Regions from separate parts of the Mus musculus genome. Here region 1 is linked to region 2. The links are chromatin contacts, found by POLR2A ChIA-PET in ENCODE. All regions are on one chromosome and are shown on one strand. The core of a region is the stretch at or near the end of the contact, and the rest is flanking DNA. Distances in the headings are between cores, read along the strand shown.

Evidence for each region. ChIA-PET counts read pairs that join two places held with the same protein, here RNA polymerase II (POLR2A).
Region 1: POLR2A ChIA-PET joins it to region 2 with 16 read pairs in Patski. The contact joins the enhancer-like site here to the promoter of Sec24c in region 2. POLR2A ChIA-PET finds 5 or more read pairs at or near these places in 2 of 5 experiments (Patski and embryonic stem cell).

Annotation. Positions count from the first base shown.
Region 1 is chr14:20,605,957-20,609,048 of GRCm38, forward strand. It overlaps Usp54 (ubiquitin specific peptidase 54), which reads right to left. Exons shown (of 21, transcript NM_030180.2): 2 at 1,126-1,949. The coding sequence starts at 1,272. Among named protein-coding and RNA genes, the nearest start is that of Usp54, 11 kb to the right of the region's middle. Within about 2 kb of position 1,659, at least 1 of the 3 ENCODE cell types and tissues checked has a DNase peak (open chromatin) inside an H3K27ac peak, as active enhancers do.
Region 2 is chr14:20,672,544-20,675,710 of GRCm38, forward strand. Sec24c (Sec24 related gene family, member C (S. cerevisiae)) reads left to right here and starts at 1,778. Exons shown (of 23, transcript NM_172596.2): 1 at 1,778-1,845.

The sequences.
Region 1 (3,092 bases), core at 409-2,908, 67 kb before region 2:
AAAAACCAAAAAGGAGGGGCTAAAGATATAGCTCTGCAGTTCAAGAGCACTGGCTACTCTTCCAGAGGACCCAGATTCAATTCCCAGCACCCACCTGGCAGCTCAAATCTGTATCTCCAGTTCCAGGGGATCTGATACTCTCACACAGACACAAAGCAGGCAAAACACCAATGAACATAAATTAAAAACAAAATATATAATATATACATATTATATATAATATATATTATACGTATAAAGACAAACCAAAAAAAGGTAAAAGAACAAAGAGTCAGTTATAGGAGCAGACAGCTTTCATCCCAGAATTTGGAAGGCAAAGGCAGTTAGATCTCTGTGAGTTCAAGGCCAGTCTGGTCTACATATAGTTCTAGACCAACAGGGATATACAGTGAGATGCTACCTTTATAAGGGGGTGGGGGTGTGTCTGGAAAGATGGCAGTACTTAAAAGCATTTGCCACTCTTCTGGAGGACCCAGATTCAATTCCCAGCACCCACGTGACAGCTTACAACTTCTATATAATTCAGGAGACCCCTGGTCTCCATGAACACATGCAGACACACATGCCTATACACAGTTTAATAAAAATAATCTTTTTTGAAGAAAACAATAATAAAACTGCTCTGGAAAATTAGGCCACAGCACACCTAGAGTTTCTACAACCTGAAAACAACACTATCCTTGGAGCTGAGAGATATCTCAGTTAGCCAATCACTTGCTGCATAAGCAAGAGGACCAGCGTTCAGATCCCGGTACCCAGTAAATGTTGGGTGGGCATGGCAACCCTGCCTATGATCTCAGTGTTGGGTAGGCAGAGGTGGAAGATCGCCAAAGCAAGATGACATTCACATGTGCACCCACACACCCCAGACCATAGGCATGAAGAGAGAGAGAGAGAGAGATACTACTCTCAAGACATAGTCTAAGAATTCTGAAACAGATTAACAATGCTTTTTATCATTATTAATGTCCAATTCTACAAATTAGGTAACTGACATTTGAAAAGATAAAAAGCTTTGCCTAAAATCACCCAGATAAACACAATATATGATCTTGGGAGCCATCAAGTATCACATCTGAAAATCTGCAAACAACACTACCAACACAAAGAAGGAGGTGGGCTTACCTGCAGGGCACTGTTGAGGAAGCAGCTGTTTTGCCCTGGCTCATTGCTGAGGCCTTTGCTGGGGGCAATGGACATTGAGCTCCGAGGTGCGAACATCCCTTGAACACTACCTCGGCTTCCAGAAAAGTAATTTCTTTTCCAAGACATTATTGTTCACATTAGCCCAAAGGGGGAAAGGGGGGCTTTATGTCTTTTTGATAGGCAAGGAACTGTGCCTTTTGAAGTCTTTAAAAAAAAAAAAAATCCAGAAAATTGTTCCAATTAAAGGCTGAGTTTAGATCTTCCCAAACATCACATCTGTAAGCTCGGGGAATTCAGGTGTCTCCTTAGATCCAGGTGCCAAAGCTGTCCTTCCTTCACCTGCCCCAATGTTCAAAATGTAACTTGGCACATGACCAATGCAGAGAAAAGTCTTTAAGTACTGCTAAGGAAGCTATGTTGCTAAAACGGCCTCCCTACACGCCTGGTGAAACAGATGGAATCCTCAAGTCAACAGTATTCAGGACCAAGCACAGCTTGTTCTTCAGCCCTTCTTACAATGCTTCTTGTGGACTGAAGCCCGGAGGAAGTGGCAGGAACCTAGCACACTCCTCCTTGCCCTCTTAGTGCCTTGTCTCATCATCCTCGAGCAAAACTCAAGCTCTGAACAACTGAGGAGACACCACAAGCCGAGAAGTTTGTCTGCGTTCTCGGTAGGGCTGCTGTTGATGTTCCTTGCTGTACCTTTTGGTTGTATTCCAAATTTCTTCTATCTTCTCTACCAGATCTTCAGAAAGTCTCTTCTCCTTTCTTCTGAGATGAGAATAGCCAGCTGTGCCAGAGAGCTTTAACAGAAAGAAAAAAAAAATCAAAAGCTTACGTCATTTAATGACTCTACTGGCTTTGCACTGTTCTGCCAAGAACAATGTTGCCTCACCTCTCAGCATAAACTTGAAACCTTGACAAACAATGCTGAGAGAGAGAGAGAGAGAGAGAGAGAGAGAGAGAGAGAGAGAGAGAGAGAGAGACTATCAGAAACAAAAAAAGGGAAATGCCAAACGAAAGAAAAAAAAGAAATGTGGGCAGCTTCACTTTCATGGAAAACTCTTAACTTTGAAGATGAAAGCTGAACTAGTCTAAAATAAAAACCAAACACAAACTTTCTAGAATGAAGCTAAGAAAGAACAAAAACAACAAAAATCAGTAAGATAGCAAACACCAAGCAAGGAAGTCTGTCCTCTGGGTGTTGTTATTAAAGTACTTTTCTAAAGCTGCCTTCCAAGCACAGTTATGAAATCCTGGTTACAGGTGGGGGGCACATCAGCAGTTTGGATTCCATTCTAGGAAAATGAGGCTCCATCCCAGAGAATCCCTCGTGGTCATTAGACCACATGTCCTCAATATCTAGTCCAAAAGACAAGCTTTTATGGCTTATCTTTTGCCTTGTTTGACTGATTTGTTTAGTCAATATTTTGCCAGAGAATCAGAGAAATAATTTGAGTTATAAATCACTTAAATCTTGAAATTATCTCGAGGGGCCTGGAATGAGAGGCCATCATCCACTGACCAACTTTTGGCTTCAACTCACCAAAATGTCTGTCTGTGAGACAAAGTAGTATCAAATCAAGCAGCATTCCTGGAAGGAAGCAGCTGAGAGACAGGGTCTCACCATACTGTCCTGGAACTCTATGTAGACCTGGCTGGCCTCAAACTCAGAGTGCGAGGCTTAAAGGTGTGAGTCAGCTACATCCAGCACAGCTTTCAGGGGTCAGTTCTCTCCTTCCACCATGTAAGCTCCTGGTAGCAAACCCAGGGCATTAGGTTGGACAGCAAATGCCTTTACCCTCTGAGTCATCTCAATAGCCCACATTTCTATTGAGATGGGGTCTTACTATAGAGCCCGGGCTGGCCTGGAACTTACAACACAGACCAGGATGACCTCAAACCTCCAGCAATCCTCCTTCTTGCCAAAGTGCTCACAGTATAGG
Region 2 (3,167 bases), core at 528-3,027:
GTCAAGCTTGGTGTAATGGAGTACTGTTTGCTGAGCCCCGTCCCCAAAACTGAACTACATGTAGGTGAATTAGAGCACATTTCTAGTCAGCTTTGGTAGCATATGCTTTTAATCGCAGCTCGCTGGGGGCAGAAGCAGAAGGATCTCTGTGAATTGGAGACCGGCTGGATCCACACAATGAATTCAGGAGGGTTATACAGTGAGACCTCCTATGAGAGAGAGAGAGAGAGAGAGAGAGAGAGAGAGAGAGTCATAAGAGTGGATAAAAGTGGTGGTGGTAATGTACCCTTTAATCCCAGCACTTGCGAGGCAGAGGCAGGTGAATTTCTGAGTTCAAGATCAACCTGGTCTACAGAGTGAGTTCCAGGACAGCCAGGGCTACACAGAGAAAACCTGTCTCTGAAAAAAAAAAAAAAATCCCAAATAAATAGGAAAGATATTAATTTACATTTCTAACAAGTCTCAGCTGATACTGATACTAGGATCCACGGACAGTATTTTAAAAGTGGATAGAAACAGGGCTGGTGACAAAGAACACTGGCTGCTTTTCCAGGTGACTTGGGTTTGATTTCCAGCATCCATGTATCTTACAAGATTTGTTAACTCCAGTTCCAGGGGATCCAGTGCCCTCTTCTGGCCTCTGCAGGTACTGTAGTCACAAAGTGCACAGATACACATTCAGGCAAAACACCCATACATAAGACATTTTAAAACAAGCTAGACAGAAACAACTGACTGGTTAGTAACTGACATGCAAACTTAAATGCCCATTTTTCTCTAAGCATGCATTACTGTGTAACTACCATTACGTAGGAAAAAACCCCACAAAACAGTTTGCCTACTCTATTCATGAACCTAAGTTGGCCCAAAGAAGTGCTTAAAGCATAACAGCACAGAAAGAATTCCAATGCATGCAACGGAGAGGTTGGAAGCATAAAAAGTGGGAGTTCACGGTGATCATGGGTTATATATCCAGTTTCAGGATAGTCTGCCTATAAATTGAGATCCAGTCTCAAAAAACTGATTAGAGGATAAAAGAGCAATAATCATTTATTAGTTAACATTGTTCTCTGAAGAGTCTTATGATTACTGAAAGAATTGTAGCTCTTTTAACAGAGAGCAGGGAGGTCTTTATATTCTGGTAGAGTTACCTCTATTAAAAAAAGGGCAAGGCATAAAATGGTAACTAATCTTTATTGAATAAACATTATACTGAACAATCTTAGGAAACGTCTCTAAATTCATCCCAATTCACTGTTCGACACGAATTCTTTTCATTAAAGAAGTAAACCGGGGCAGAAGTTGTCCAAACATTGAACTAATCGGCCCAAAGTCGAGGGTTAGAACCCACCCTACCACTACCACGTGTGGCTCAAAGGTCAGGGTGAGCTCTACCGTAGGGACGCAAATCAACGGGGTGAAAGGTTAACAGGAAGTGGATACAAGACTAGCTGTCCTTAAAGTCAACACACGACGAAGGGAGCGTTACTAAAAATAATCTGACCTAGTTTTCTCAATACCCTCTCAGCTGGTAAAGCCATAAAAAAAGTCTGGAAAATGTGGAAAAATCTGGAAAGGAAAGAAAAAAAAAAAAAAAAAAAAAAGCATGAAACTCAGCAATACTTTACAGACTGCGTCCATGACGGGATACACCACATACGCATGCGCAACATCCGGGTTTCCGGAAGCGTGCCTAAGGCCGACGTGGCAGAAGGAGTGGCCTAGCCCTAGAGCATGGGGCGGAACTTCCGGGGACGGCACGCCAGCCCCCCCCCCCTCGGAACCGGAAGTTGAGCCTGGGAGCCTTGACGTTAGGAACGAAGTCGAACCTGGATCTGGAGCCGGGTGAGGAGTGGCATCGCGAGGTTGCGTGGTGGGGAGGAATGCTGAGGAGAGGCCAGGGTATTTTTGGCCTGATCGCTGTCCGGTTTTAGAGGAAAGGGAGGAGCCTGGAGGCGGGGCCTAGAAAGAGACCCTCACCTCTCGCATCTGTGGCCGGCGATCGGTCTTAGGTCCCCGGACCCCTCCCTTCACCTCCTGGCCCAGGTTCCGGCTCGCTTCGCCCTCCCAGCATGTTGAAGGGCATTAGAGGATTGGTCTTTACTGCTTAGTGAACCGGCCCTCTTCGTGGCCCTAGAGGCTGGCTTGGCTTCCGGATCTCGATCTCTGGAGCGCTCAAGCCTCCGCATCTCGGGTACTTTCAGAGTTCTAGGAAGCTTGCCCCGCCCCTTTCGGTTGTCACCCTCGGCTATCCCCCTAGAATGGAGTCAAGATTGGAGTTTGACTCTGAGCTTATTCGGTCCCTCAGCCTCCTTCAGGAAATTAAAGGGAGAGGGACGTTTCCCAGGCTTGATGTTGGTGGCATGTGCAACGTTTAGCGTTTGGAAGGACTGTTCTAAAATGGCTTTGACTTTACAGAGTTTTCAGTCCGGCAGCGGTTTAGCTTCTGGGCTCTCCTAGCAAAGAGAAACCTATTGTTCTACTGCAGCACCTGAAAGGAGGTCTCACTCTTCCTGGGCCTCTTCTGCCTGTATAATAACTAGAAGGATGTTTAGATCTCCAGTCCCCTTGTTGGAATGACCCCTGAAAAGGACCTCCAACTCATCCTTCTGTTCCTGGGCAAGATTGCAATAGTTTGATAGCGACCTATCAAACAAACCTTAGAACAGAAACAATTACAGGCATGCTCTTGGATGTAGAATACCCATAGTCCTCTGCTTGAGACATGAGATGAATGACCTTTGCCATGGAATATTGCTACTTTTTTTTTATCTTAAATGTTTCATTTGTGAGGTTAATACATTCTGTTCATGGAAAGACTGGGGTCAGAGTAACATTTGGATTATTGTAGGTCAGACAAAGAATACTGTTTCTCCCAAATAGCTACTTTACAGTTTTTCTTTGTGTGTGTGTGTGTGTGTGTGTGTGTGTGTGTGTGTGTGTGTTTGAACAAAACCTAGTACATTTGAAGTTATTCTGTTTTGGGGGATGAATGGATGACTTGGTGGTAGATACAATGAATGGAAAGTGGAAACATTGCTTTATTTACCTGTAACATCATGGTAGTTATCAGGCAGAGGACTCTGTGTGACTGCCTGGACACTGAAAGTCATACCACTGGAGAATGGCTGCTGCTGTTCTGTTCCATTAAGTCTGTCTGAAGTTGA